Linked DNA regions of Homo sapiens: all the other regions are linked to region 3. A link is an interaction called in ENCODE POLR2A ChIA-PET data of the cell type or tissue named here. Cell type or tissue: IMR-90. All regions are shown on one strand.

The links. Peaks named below come from ENCODE experiments on the same cell type or tissue, not always from the same donor. Only the 100,000 strongest peaks of a DNase experiment are listed, where the experiment ranks them.
Region 1: POLR2A ChIA-PET joins it to region 3 with 5 read pairs; 2 of 35 experiments call an interaction of 5 or more read pairs at or near these places.
Region 2: POLR2A ChIA-PET joins it to region 3 with 6 read pairs; 1 of 35 experiments calls an interaction of 5 or more read pairs at or near these places.

What each region holds. Positions count from the first base shown.
Region 1 is chr9:86,602,815-86,607,814 of GRCh38, reverse strand. No RefSeq gene overlaps it. Among named protein-coding and RNA genes, the nearest start is that of LINC02834, 100 kb to the left of the region's middle. In IMR-90, no CTCF peak of the experiment used is centred here; no DNase peak of the experiment used is centred here; H3K27ac peaks cover 220 bases.
Region 2 is chr9:86,508,898-86,513,897 of GRCh38, reverse strand. All of the region lies in intron 1 of LOC102724080 (a long non-coding RNA gene), which reads right to left. Among named protein-coding and RNA genes, the nearest start is that of TUT7, 160 kb to the right of the region's middle. In IMR-90, no CTCF peak of the experiment used is centred here; a DNase peak (open chromatin) is centred at 757; H3K27ac peaks cover 935 bases.
Region 3 is chr9:86,719,601-86,724,600 of GRCh38, reverse strand. No RefSeq gene overlaps it. Among named protein-coding and RNA genes, the nearest start is that of LINC02834, 14 kb to the right of the region's middle. In IMR-90, no CTCF peak of the experiment used is centred here; a DNase peak (open chromatin) is centred at 2,600; H3K27ac peaks cover 2,271 bases.

The DNA of each region.
Region 1 (5,000 bases), 120 kb after region 3:
AGTGAACTCCCATTCACAATTGCTTCAAAGAGAATAAAATACCTAGGAATCCAACTTACAAGGGATGTGAAGGACCTCTTCAAGGAGAACTACAAACCACTGCTCAAGGAAATAAAAGAGGATACAAACAAATGGAAGAACATTCCATGCTCATGGGTAGGAAGAATCAATATCATGAAAATGGCCATACTGCCCAAGGTAATTTACAGATTCAATGTCATCCCCATCAAGCTACCAATGACTTTCTTCACACAATTGGAAAAAACTACTTTAAAGTTCATATGGAACCAAAAAAGAGCCTGCATCGCCAAGTCAATCCTAAGCCAAAAGAACAAAGCTGCAGGCATCACACTACCTGACTTCAAACTATACTACAAGGCTACAGTAACCAAAACAGCATGGTACTGGTACCAAAACAGAGATATAGATCAATGGAACAGAACAGAGCCCTCAGAAATAATGCCGCATATCTACAACTATCTGATCTTTGACAAACCTGAGAAAAACAAGCAATGGGGAAAGGATTCCCTATTTAATAAATGGTGCGGGGAAAACTGGCTAGCCATATGTAGAAAGCTGAAACTGGATCCCTTCCTTACACCTTATACAAAAATCAATTCAAGATGGATTAAAGACTTAAACGTTAGACCTAAAACCTAGGCATTACCATTCAGGACATAGGCATGGGCAAGGACTTCATGTCTAAAACACCAAAAGCAATGGCAACAAAAGACAAAATTGACAAATGGGATCTAATTAAACTAAAGAGCTTCTGCACAGCAAAAGAAACTACCATCAGAGTGAACAGGCAACCTACAAAATGGGAGAAAATTTTTGCAACCTACTCATCTGACAAAGGGCTAATATCCAGAATCTACAATGAACTCAAACAAATTTACAAGAAAAAAACAAACAACCCCATCAAAAAGTGGGCAAAGGACATGAACAGACACTTCTCAAAAGAAGACATTTATGCAGCCAAAAAACACATGAAAAAATGTTCATCATCACTGGCCATCAGAGAAATGCAAACCAAAACAACAATGAGATACCATCTCACACCAGTTAGAATGGCAATCATTAAAAAGTCAGGAAACAACAGGTGCTGGAGAGGATGTGGAGAAATAAGAACACTTTTACACTGTTGGTGGGACTGTAAACTAGTTCAACCATTGTGGAAGTCCGTGTGGCGATTCCTCAGGGATCTAGAACTGGAAATACCATTTGACCCAGCCATCCCATTACTGGGTATATACCCAAAGGACTATAAATCATGCTGCTGTAAAGACACATGCACACGTATGTTTATTGCAGCATTATTCACAATAGCAAAGACTTGGAACCAACCCAAATGTCCAACAATGATAGACTGGATTAAGAAAATGTGGCACATATACACCATGGAATACTATGCAGCCATAAAAAATGATGAGTTCATGTCCTTTGTAGGGACATGGATGAAATTGGAAATCATCATTCTCAGTAAACTATCGCAAGAACAAAAAACCAAACACCACATATTCTCACTCATAGGTGGGAATTGAACAATGAGATCACATGGATACAGGAAGGGGAATATCACACTCTGGGGACTGTTGTGGGGTGGGGGGAGGGGGGAGGGATAGCAATGGGAGATATACCTAATGCTAGATGACGAGTTAGTGGGTGCAGCGCACCAGCATGGCACATGTATACATATGTAACTAACCTGCACAATGTGCACATGTACCCTAGAAATTAAAGCATAATAAAAAAAAAAAAGAAAGCAAAAAAAAAAAAAACTAGCCGGGCATGGTGGCATGCGCCTGTAGTCCCAGCTGCTTGAGAGGCTGAGGCAGGAGAATCACTTGAACCCGGGAGGCGGAGGTTGCAGTGAGTCGAGATCATACCACTGCACTCCAGCCTGGGCAACAGAACGAGACTCCAGCTCACAAAAAAAAAAAAGAAAGAAAGAAAGAAAGAAATCCATTTTCAATTTTCTACATCGAGTCATTGGGAAGTGATTTCATAATTATAATCTTGTATTGTTAATTCTGTATTATAAAATAGGAATAAATGCGTATTTATTTATACCCTACTGTTTTCCAAAGTTTATTTAAGATAGTTTGCAGGAGTAACATAAAGAACAATGAAAGAGCATGAAAAAGCTCTAGATAAGAGAAATAATAAAGAGAAAACAAAAGTATGTATTAAGTTGAGCCAGAAATAAGCTTAGTACTAATTATAGGTCACATGGGGCCATAAATTTGTCTTCTGGCAGCATGGAGAGAGAAACCCGATGGTTATGGGAAAGTGGTCATTTAATCTGTCATAGTCACACATATCGTTAAAGCCATTAGAAGCATTAAGAACCATCCATGTCCAACCCTATCATTTCAAGATGTGACAGGTGGGGCTCTGGAGCCTATGAGTATGATCACAGAGCTAGTTAGGGCAGAATAGAAGTCAACTTTCAGAAGTGTGGAAATTATTCCGAGAGGAGATTAAGAATCAAAATTAAACCAATGAATAGAAATCACCTTTCTAAGGATTTGAAACCTCCTTTGAGAGCAGTGGAATTTCTTCTGCAAAAGGCACCACAGAGATGCGAATTAAGGAGTATTCTAAGCTTCTAATTAGATTACCTTAATTGTTGTTGCTACATTCAACTATAATACCTGAAAGAATGCTTGAAATCCAGCATAGTCTTTAGGAGATGGTGTGTTTCTTGTATATGATTCAGCATCAGCAATAAACTATATCTGCACATCTTACCACCATCACTAGTGAGTTCACAGAAAGATCCATTTTCTGATACTTTGGGACAGGAATTTTTGGTTTGTTTGGGTTTTTATTCATTTGAGGGAGTGTTGTAACCACATATCCTCACCCTGGTGGAAAAATGTGTTTTCACTAAAACTATAATTTACTACTTCAAGTCTGCCCCCTTCATAACAAAATGGTGACTCTACAGGAAAGGCCTAATTATGAAACTTTGTTGTTGTAATGACAGAAGAAAGGAATAATATTTAAGCATTGTTAACTTGGTGCAAAGAATCCTTGTTAGAGCTGGTGTTACAGCTGTAATGCCCAATTGATATAACAGCAAGAAAGAAATGGGGCATCCTGCTCATGTGATTGAGATAAAGACTAAGCAGAATTGAAGGAGGGCCACCAAAGACATTTTGTGAGAGATTTGGAAGGTGGAAGTGAAGCAGCCTGATAATATTACACTCAGAAGGTTGGTGGAGGTCTCGTAGGTGCTACTGCAGCTCCCGCTTCTCTCTGTGGAACTTCCTATTGACACAGGCAGCAGCTGGGCCTGCAGCTGCTCCATTTCCCCAGATTCTCCTTCACCTTCTCCAACCCCTGAGCCAGGTACCTTCTTTGCTAGAGACCACCCACATCATTGAGGTGGAAAGAGCTGAGAGACTGACAAGAGCTCTAGTCCATCCCCATGGTCTTGCTCCTGCTGGTGGGTCCCAGCTTGTCCTTGCTGTCCCCACTTTGATGCTCTGTCCCTTCCAACTGTTTCAACACCAGGCACAAAGACCATCTCACCGGCTCCCACAAGGGCCCAAGGGCAAATCCCTCTCATATGCCCTCATAAATGCCTAGTTGTTCTGCTTTGGGACAGCAGTGAGGGAATTCTAGCCAATAAATACAGACGGAATCACGGAATTAGAAAGTCATCCTTTTCCAGCCCTTAATGATCATCAGTGGTTAATAGAACCATCAGGTGAAAGACTGATAAGGAACTGTAGAATGGATGGGTCAGGCTGGCAATACCTTAAGCCACTGATCAACATTAACCTCAAACAATGGCTATCAAATAGTAGTCACCTCCTACTGTGAGGCAATAGGGAGGAGAGAGCCCCCATCTGTGATACATTCTAGCCACAAACATTGAACCTGAATCTAATCAAGGCTCCAGGTGAAGCTAACAGTTTACAGGAAACACAGGGCTAGAAGAACATGGCAAATGACACCAGCAGATACAATCATCAAAGTCCAGAATGTAGGGAACTGGACAGAACAGTTTCCTCCCAGCCTAGATACCTTGGGGCCATCTTTGACTCTTCAAATCCCTACATGTTGATTCCCAAAATATTTCCAAACCCTGTTATTATTCCTTTGCTATCTCTCTTAAATATACCCTTTCTCTTCCTTCTTGAGAATTATGTCACTAATTTATTTTTTGTTCTTATGAGCAGTCTCTTCATTTTAATAGTGTTTATTATACTTTTTAAGTAAATATTAATGTGTGTTTGTTTAATGTGTGTCTCCCTCACTCAATTCTAAGAGCCCTACGAAGGCAAAGGACCTGACTCTTGTTCTCATCTATTACCCTGACATACGTTAAGTATGCCACAGTGATATATTCAAGACTTAATGCTTGATTGACAGAATGAATAAATGAATTCATGCACCAATCTTTCAGGCTTCTATGTTATTTCCGGACTTTTTTCATTTTCAATTCATCTTACATACTCTTACAGTAGGTCACTAGTTAGACATGAGAGCAAGGCAGGAGAGGGCTCCCCCCAGCCCCCACCCCGTCCCCCATCAGAAATGTCAGGTGACAATCAGATGATGGTCAGGCAGTTGTTAAACTGCCTCACTAAAAAATAATTGGCCACAGCTGGCACCAGGGAAAGGCCATTTCCACTGACATCTTATTTGTCAGACCAAGCATAAATGTTAATCTCACCCCAAAAAAACACCTTCACAGAAACATCCAAAATGTTTATCCTAATAATGTTTTTCTGGACACCATGGCCCAGCCAAGTTGACACACATAAAATTAACCATTCTACCCTTCATTTCTTACCTACCCAAAGGCATTTTCCACCAGCCTGCAATTTTTCTGCTTCATGGTTTCCCATGCCTGCCACCTTCATTCCTGAGTCAGCTCTTTCCTGGAGCTGCCTCCACCCCACTTAGGAATCCTCTCCTTCCTCTGTCTGATTCTTGGACACCCACCCATTTCCAACAATTCCACTGCACCACCTTTTCTGGCC
Region 2 (5,000 bases), 210 kb after region 3:
AATACCAGGGGCAGAGCTGCGACTGGCATGGGAAAGTCAGTTGGGTAGGCCCAAGGCTCTTGCTACTAAATAACTCCCTGTCCCTTCTACCTGAAACCTCAGATCATTTATCTTGCCAGGCCACTGGTGTCTTTCCTACAAAACAATGTACAGACACCCCAGGAAAGTTCCCTTCTGCCAACATTATCTCTTGCTAGACATAAACACCTACTTTCAAAGCTTGAAATTTATTAGCACCCAAATGATGTTTATTACCCTGCAGCTTGTGATCCTGTCATGGATTGTATCAGCCAAGGAGACTGGATTAACTCACATACCTAGGCATTTATGGCTCTGAAGTGAGCCAGTGTTCAAAAAGCGTCCTGAGGACAGATGGAGTTGCTTGACCCACAGGTGGATGAGCTTCGCTGGAGCAGGAAGGCCCTGGTCCTGGCTGAAAGAACACCTAAGACCAAGGAGAGAATGCAAAATGATGAAGCAGGAGCCTGCACCACAACCAGCAGCCAATCAGAGAGGAAAAGGAACCAAATGCTGGGCAATCAAATGCAAGAAAAAAAGCAGTGAGATTTTTCATTGAAATAAAAATGCAAAAAAAAAAACAAAAAATCAGTGTCACTGGAATTTATTTCTAAAGGAACTTTCTGAGTAATCTATGTACAAATATAAGAGGAATTAATTTTTTAAATTGTGAGGTTTAAAAAGCATCTTTTAATACTAGAGATGTGTACGTTTTTGTAAAGCAATTTCAACATCTGCAGACGTAACCAGAACACTTCAAGAGAAAATGAAAATTTAAATAAACACTGAAGGTTATTCAGTGGGTTAGGAATTCAGGGAAAGAGAAAGAAGCAGAGAGCCCAGTGAAATTTATCTAAATTCTAAAACTCCCAAAATGTAGGTGGGAAAAAATACCAATCATTGTATTCTTTTGTTATTTTCTGTGGTAGTTCTTATTTTTTGTTAACTATTATTTGTTGTTATAAGGAAAATACAATGTGACAGTGGCAAACAAGGCATTTATACGATAAGCTCTGGCCTTTGTCTTTGGGTGCTATCTCTGAAACAGGAATAACTATGCTGGGTGTCTGTTGGAAGGCAGTTTGAAAGGGAGACTTCTAGATTTGTCTCCCTAAGTGATGTGTGTGTCCAAGTCCCGTCATCATGGTCCTTCCATTAGTTTGCCCATTTGTGGTCCCCACTGCTGTAGATTATAGGCAGTTGGTTTCAGGTTATTTATTAATTCTAGAGCTATAATAAAGCACTGTTTTCTAAAAATAAAAAATAAAAAAATAAAAAATCTACTTTCTCTCTGATTGCTATCCTTCCCAACACTTACCCTCTCCCCAGCTGCTAGCAAATGAATAAATTATATTTATTAATGAGTTTCTCTTTGCACTTTCTTTTACATAGTTTTTCACCTTCAGAAATTCCAGCAATATTAACAACTATTATATCTGAATGTTCTAGGATTTGGACAAAGATTGAGGTAGGTTCCATTATCCATTTCTTGGCTCAGCGTAATCCCAATTGCCAGATGCCAGTCTATATATTCCTTTCTGGTAGTCATGCAATATTCTCAGCTCTCTGCTTTGCATTTTAAAGTGACATCCTGGAAGAAATTAACCACCAGGTGGGTGATGAGAGAAAAACCTTTGTTTTAGTTTGAAATCTGGATTCAGCCAAGTCTTTGGAAAAGTCAAATCTGATGATTATCTAAATAGCTAAGGGGAAAGGATACTCATCGCCTTTATAATCTGGGTAATTGGTATGATTACCAGCAGGTTCTTGAATGTCCACGGGGTGCATATCCATATGGAAAGACAGACTCAGCCTTGGCGCTTAGACTCCTAATGAGAATGCCTGCAGTGGAGTCTGAATTACCTCCCCTCTGACCCTAATTCTCTACCTTTCTCTCCTAGTGGAGACCTGGCCCTGGGCTTTCTGGTACAGAGCTGTTCTCTGCAGGGCAGTGGTAGAGACCCTGGGAAGGAGAGGAAGGCCACCCAGGGCTGGGGTGTGAGCGAGCTGGGGAAGCAGGCCCCTCTGCTGTGGAACTCCAGAAGCAACAGCGGGGCGCCTGCGGCAAAGCACTTAACCTATTTGTGTCTCCATCTCCCATTTGTAAATGGAGTAATTATAACCTCTCTGCCTTCTGGGGCTCTTGCGAATCTCCATTAAAGTTCATAAATCACTTTGAAGATGGGAGTCATTGCTGGTTGCCCTGGCAGGTGGAAGATCTCTGGCCAGAGTCCTCCTTCAGTATTTCCAGGCAGCTGGCTTTGTCTTAAAGGAGATACAAGTAACATTCTTTCTGCTCCCTTTTTCTACCTGCACTGAATATCCACAGCGAAACATATTCACCCTTTTTCCTAAATGTCTGTGTTCCCAATGCTACATGTTTTCATAACAACTCGGAAAGTATTAGTAATTTTGGATACAATTAACGAAATTAACATCTTTGTAAAAATCCCACCAAGGCTGTGGAACTATCACCAATAGTTATTTCCATGTATCAATATATGCCCATGCTATGTCCGGGTATATTTCTATGAATTCAGAAACGGATGAATCTTGAACACTATCTTTTAGTGAGCCTAACATCTAAATCAATTAACCTTTAAAAAGATAAAATAGCCACATATTTTTAAGTTGCACATCCATACATATTTATACACACAGATGTGAAGCAAACTCTTAGGTTATATTCTTACTTTTCTTTTTTTTTTTTTTTTTTTTTTTTTTGAGATGAAGTTTCACTCTTGTCACCCCAGCTGGAGTGCAATTGCACGATATTGGCTCACTGCAGCCTCTGCCTCCCGGGTTCTAGCGATTCTCCTGCCTCAGCCTCCCAAGTAGCTGGGATTACAGGCACCTGCCACCACGCGCAGCCAATTTTTCTATTTTTAGTAGAAACGGGGTTTCGCCATGTTGGCCAGGCTGGTCTCAAACTCCTGACCTCAGGTGATCCATCCGCCGCTGCCTTCCAAAGTGCTGGGATTACAGGTGTGAGCCACTGTGCCTGGACCTTATGTATTTTTTTAATCCAGAATTTTTACTTTTTGTTTAAAAGCTTTTTAAAATTGACACATAATATGTTGATAAATATGTGCATATTCATGGAGTACATAGCAGTGTTATGATATGTGTAATGTAGGGATCAGATCAGAATAATTCACATATCCATCATCTCAAACTTTTATCATTTCTTTGTGTTGGGAACATTCAAAATCCTCCTAGCTATTTGGAACTATATCATATTTTACTGTTAACCATAGTCACCCTACAGAGCTGAGGAACACCAGAACCTATCCCTCCTGTCTAGCTATAAGTTTGTATCCTTTTAAAAACCCACTGGAGTATTAAAAATGTCTCACAAGAACCACATTTTTAGGGATGCATTAGCTTACTTTGGCTGCTTTTTAAAAGATTCAAACACATGAAGTTTTTTAAAAATAAACTTCTCTAGAAACCATTTTGACTTAAATGACTATCAGTAGGGAGCTAGTTACATAAATTGTGGTACACCCAGGGCATATGAGTGAGCGTATGTACAGTCACACACACGCATGCACACAGAATGCAATTCTAGATATATTTTAAATTTTTTTAGACAGTGTCGAATAGAACTTACGATAGTTTAATATTTATGTTTTAAAAAGAGATACATATTATACATGATAAAAATGAAAGAATACTACAAATTTGTATATGTAATAAAAGAGGTATTTTATATATGTATGTGTAATATAGTATATACACAAACTATCTCTGGAAAAAACTAGTAACAGTAGTTTCTTCCAGAAAGATATACTAGGAAAATTAGACTAATGGTTGTAGGCAAAAATCTAAGAATTAATGTATATTTTCTTTGGGGTTGTTTAATATTTTTTATTAAAAGAATGCATCACTGTTCTAATTTTTAAAATTTGTGTCACTCTAGTATGTGTTGTTATGTGATTGGCATCCTATAGTATTTTAATTTTTTTTTTTTTTTTTTTTTTTTTGAGACAGAGTCTTGCTCTGTCGCCCAGGCTGGAGTGCAATGGCGTGATCTTGGCTCACTGCAGCCTCTGCCTCCCAGGTTCCAGGGATTCTCTTGCCTCAGCCTCCCAGGTAGCTGGGATTATAGGCGCACACCACCACGCCCGGCTAATTTTTGTATTTTTAGTAGAGACAGGGTTTCACCATGTTGGCCAGGCTGGTCTCAAACTCCTGACCTCAGGTGATCCGCCTGCCGCGGCCTCCCAAAGTGCTGGAATTACAGGCATGAGCCACTGCCCCTGGCCAGTATTTGATCTTTAAAACATAGATGTTTTACAGTGTATACTGTTAAGGAAAATGCCAACTACTAGAAAGTAAACTGGTGTCATTGTATTTTTAAATTGCCTGCCTACTACAGGATGAATAGATTGCAAAATAACACCCAAAATGTGTTCAAGTGAGTTACAAAACTTGCTTTGGCACAAAAAGATACAGACACCCATTGGTGAATAGGTAATATATGTGTCCCCTGTTGTAATGAGAGTACACTTAGGGAATTACTTTATACGCCTTCCCTGGAATTAGTCTCCTGGTGGATAAGAAAAAGGCCTTATTCATCTAATTCCCCCCAAAATTCTAGCTCAATACCTGGCAAATATTAATAGAAGGTGTTCAAAAAATATTTATCAAATAAATAAATTAGATTCACAGCTTGATTTCTTGTCTTTTATAACCAGTTTCTTTGATGTTGAACTTTTTAAAACCTTTAATAAATAATTGCACATCATAAATTGGATGAGGTAAATATAATACACAGCATTTGCCAAACTTGTTTCACCATGAAAAGAAAAACACTTTCCCCACAGAGTCCCTTGCAAGACTAGTTGTAATGAAGCCTAGATAAATAAAAGTGGAAAACATAGCGCTGGCTTTTAATTTACACCTCTCTGTCTCCTAAAAACCAAGGGCAGCAGAGGCCATTAGTGCTCACTGAATATTCCTGGGCTCCCTGCATTTCC
Region 3 (5,000 bases):
CATTCTATCAAGGGTGTATCTTATCAGCGTGTCTTATCACTGTAGATGTTGCCCTCAGTCACTGACTGGGGTACTGCTTGTCAGGTTTCTCCACTGTAAACCCAGTAAACCCGCTCTTTCTCCCCGTCCCCTTTCCATACCGTACCTTTTTGAAGGAAGTCACAATGTGTGGCCCACCCTTATCAGTGGGAAGGGATGTTTCACCTCTTCAATGGCAGAGTATCTCCATAAATTATTTGGAAACCTTCTGCACATAAAACTTGCTCTCCTCCCCCATTTATTTATTCAATCACTTACTTATATCTGTGTGAATTCACGGATATTTATGTTATACTTTGGGTTATGACACTATACTATTTTATTTATTTTCTTGCCCAAATTGTTCCAACTTTGGCCATTGGTAGCTCTTTCAGTTGGCTCCTGTGTCCCTTTGACATTCCCCATTATTATTAATATTACGATATTGTTCTTGTTATTGTTTGGGCAATTCCTTATTTGGGGGACTATAAGATGCTCCTTTCATTTCCCAATCCTAGGATCACACATTTGTCCAGTGAGTTGTGGTTCTCCTCACTGGAGAACAGTATTAGAAACTAAGATCTGGGTGCTAAGTGTGCTCATTACTACTGGGCCATATTTACCTTCCATTTTAAAAACCTTAAGTATATAGTAGGTCTTGAGATATTAGCTAGTAATAGTAATACATGTAGATAACCTATAAATATAAACATATTAGGAACATGTGTCCCATTTTTTTTTTCACCCAAGCATAATGGAAAAAAAAATGCTTGGCAACTACTGCTCTAGAATACTGTCATTAATGGGACTCCACGCTAACAAATCCTGCCCTCTGTGAGTCCCAGGATCTCATATTCCTGAGACAGACAATCTATTGCTCCAGAGCTGGGCATCCACTCCTCAGCCAGGATGGTAAGACCTGGCTCCTGCAGGTCACCTCGTGCAGTCAGGGGCAGGGGCAGCTGCCGAGAGGGAGTTATTGCTGTGAAGTGAGCACTTCCTTCAAGAGATGCCACTGCAGAGTGATAGGAGGGGATGTGGTCAGGGAGGAGGGGGAGGAGGAAGCAAGAGATGGGGGGTGGGTGGAGTGAGTTAACTCTGACTTCAAGCTAGGGGACCTCTCAGATTCCTCCCTGTACCACATATTGGTTCTGTTCTCATCTCAGGCACCATCTCCTGTTTACCTGCCCCTTTCACACGGGGCACCAAGGGAGAGAGACTGGGGATTGGTCAGTGCTTCTCAGTTGGGAGAACAACAACAAGAGAACAAGAAACAAGAACAAGACAGCAGAAGAACAAGAGCAAGAGAGCAAGCACTCTTCTACTGCTGGGAAGAGTAGCTTGTATATATGTAAACACATGAACACAGAATGTTACAGAAAATCAAGAGGACTGTTGGGGGCTGAGTCCATCCACTCACACTCCCCCCATCAGCCCCGCACTCATGGGCCTCTCCATAAGCTTTTGTAAATGACCTTATTCATCTTCAAAGCAGGCAGGTCTTGTAGTTGACACGGGTAAATGTTGATCTTCTTTTTCTCCTTTTTTAGAAAATATGCTGAAAAATAAAGTGTCTTACTTTTAAAGAGAACATTCCCAGAAATCCTGTTGCTACTGCTGGCTGCAGAGATGGCAAATCATAATTGGTGACTAATATAGGAGTTTGATCTTTATCCCAAATTTGTTGGGATGTTAGCAGTGATTTGGCAGTGGCTATAGTAAATAATGGGCTGGGTGCGAAAGTTCCGAAAGATTTCATCCTGGGTAGGACAAGACTAGGTTTCACTTGAGAGCAGCCTTCCACCTGGGAAGTGGCCTATTCTTTCTTGACTTTCCTAATAAGAGTGTAAGGTGTCATGATCTGAGATTTTGCCTCAGGTCTGGAAAGATAAGCTCATGAATATTTATCCATCTGGATCTAGACACAGAGTGGCCAAATGGGGTCCCAAACCCACCTTCCATTTTGGTCCTTCAAAACCCTCCATCTGTGAAGCTTGCTTCCCAGCAGCTGGAATTCCAGCAGGGAAGAACCCCTGAGGCATCTACCCCAGTCCCCAGCCCTCTCCTCCCCTTACCTGAGGCTGTCACAGAACACTCCTCCCCACAGCCTGGCCAGGGGAACAAATGAATTCTGTCCATGAACCCACAAGACTTCAGTCTGGGGTTAAAAGCATAGAAAATCATAGTATCAGCTATCATTGTTGCAGCTCTAATGTTACCCTAGTCAAATCACTGCTGATTAAAACCAGCCCTGTTAATAAACCACAGGCTTTATTTCCCCTCAAATGTCTATAACCACTTTCTTCAACCCCTATTAAAAGGCAAAACCCAAAGAAAAACACAGCTTTGGAGCCCAAGTGCCGCTTATTCCCCAGAGGAGAAAAAAATAAGCATGAAAAAAAAATGGCTCTTTTTTCCTCACCTTTCCCCCACTTAATGGAATCAAACCTTTTAATAACTAAAGGGAGAAATCAATAAAAAGCAGGCGGGTGTTATCAGTGGCCTGTAACGTTAGAGCAGCTTGAAAACAGTCCTCCTCTGCCTCCCAAAACGAATGCATTTGCCAGCAATTCCCTGCGTCTGACTCACATCCTTATTACCTCCTTCTCCTCTTGCTTTCCCCTTAAGGGACTGATTTTTCCTCCCATCTAAGCCAAAAAGAATTTCTTTGGATTAAGAAGACTGATGAAAGCATTTTTAATATTTGAGCTCAGGTCTGCAAGCTCCATAAAACTGACTTCTCCTGTTGCCTGCTTTGTCTCCCCTCACCTGCCTTGTCTGTAGTTTTCTCCTTCATTTGCTCTACAGAAACCAGCCAGGGACCCTCTCCAGAGCGGGGGGCGGTGGGGGTGGGGGGGGGGGTCTCTGGCCCCCTGGCAGCTTCCCCTGCAGGACTGGCTGCAGACTCTGCTCTGCTGGCTCCAGAGGCAGGATGTGACATCTTTCAAAACCCTCAGAAACTGGGGAGAGGGGAACTTATGTGACAACCTTCATGTTGATGCCGTGTGTCTTTCAAGTAAAGACCGGTTTGACAAGTGCTGAGTGGCTCAGAGGGGAACATGTTTCAAGCCTGGAGGGGAAAGTCTTGACAATTCATTCCAGGGAAAACTGGAACCTTCTCCACCCACCCTGCCTTTGACTAAGGAGGTGGAAAGGAAGGGAGACCTGAACATGATGGCCTTTGTTCCTAGTTCTTCCCACATTTGCATCACTGTTACAACACTGCTTTCCCTTGCTCCTCAAATTAATGGTAGCTTTGCCAACATTATCTTAAATTCCTGGAACCTTGAAATTACCACACGTAGACAGTGCTTTGCTGGAGTAACCTTGCCAGGAACTGCTCAATTAAATGGTTTTTGGGAGACAAGGGACCCAGCTTAAAAAAAAAATAGTGGTGATTGGGCCACTCTGCTACTGTTCTGAGCTTGGGTTCTGAGATTTGATCGCCCCATTGGGAAGCTACGCAACACCAGGCAACTCTTTCACCCCAATATCATACCAAAAGTCCCGCTGGCTTCCCGGCAAAGCATCATTTTGAAAGAGTGAAAAAGCATCTGCCATCAAATGCCTCACTCTATGATATTTTCCATCCATTTTCATATCCAGTCAAGTCATCATCCAGAGAATAATTATTTTTGGATGATGGCAATGTACTAAATGACAGATTGATGTGTATCTGTGTGTGTAAGTGTGTATTTTAGGGGACATGATAAATGTCATCTCAAGGTATAATTCCGAGAAAGGACCGGCTGACACAGAACCACCAATCAGTGCAATAAATCACACAAGAAAATCGTTGCTCTAATGGAGAGATGAGCACTTTTGTCTAGATCAGTGGATTTTACGGTGTGAGTCCTCTATTTTTTCCAGTGGTTGTGCTCTAGAAATTTTAATATTTATGACGTTAATGGTTTTTTAAACATGATGCATTGTAGCAACAAAAACAGCCAAAATATCATTTTATTGGTGTTTCTTCAAAAGAGTGGGGAAATTAATATACTTTCTGCCAGGAACTTCTTTTCCATAAATTACAGTATTTATTCTTGATACAGTTCCATGGTGTACATATTATAAACCAAATGAGGTGCAAAGAGACTGTGTCACTTACCCAAGGTTATTTATCATCATCCCCATGACGGTCATTATCATCCCCATATCTACTCTTTATTTAGCACGAACTTTAGGCTAGGAACTCTTTGAGATATATTATAAGCAGAATTTCTAATGCTATCAATAACACTGCAGTGTAGGTATTTTGAGTTTCAGTTCATAAATGACTAAACTGAAGTTCAAAGATTCATCAATTTGTCCCCAGCAACGCAATGAATAAGAGACAGACTGGAGATTCACATTCATGTCAATGACTTCTGAGACTCGTGGTGTGCTGCTTTTAAAATATGTCTACAAATTCTTTGATATTCCTCCCTTCATAAGGTGGACATTAATTTTTCTGCCCTTAAAAGTAGATTGTACTTAGAGGCCCACTTCGAAACTGTGTGACTTCCAAAATTAGGTCAATTTATTGTGACTTCTTGTTTGTTCTCTCTCTCTTACTCTCTCACGTGAGTGTGCATGCAAACCTATGCACTTGGTTTGCTCTTGAGGAAGCCAGCTGCCATGTCATGAAGACACTCAAGAAGCCCTATGGAGACACCAAGTGACGAAGAGCTGAGGCCTCTTGCAACACCCATGGGACAGAGCCATCTTGGAAGGAGACACTCCAGCCCCAATTGAGCCTTCATAGGGCTGCAGCCCCAGCTGACACCTTGTCTGCAACCTCGTGAGAGATTTTGAACCAGAACCACCCGGTTAAGCCACTCCTGAATTCTGATCTGCAGAACTGTGAGATAATAACTGTTGTTTTAATCTGCTAAATTCTGGAGTAATTTGTTATGTAGCAATAGATAACTAATGCACATATTTCCTCAAAAGTAACTCCATTTGCCCATGGAACAAACATGGAGCAGACATGGTTGAACCCA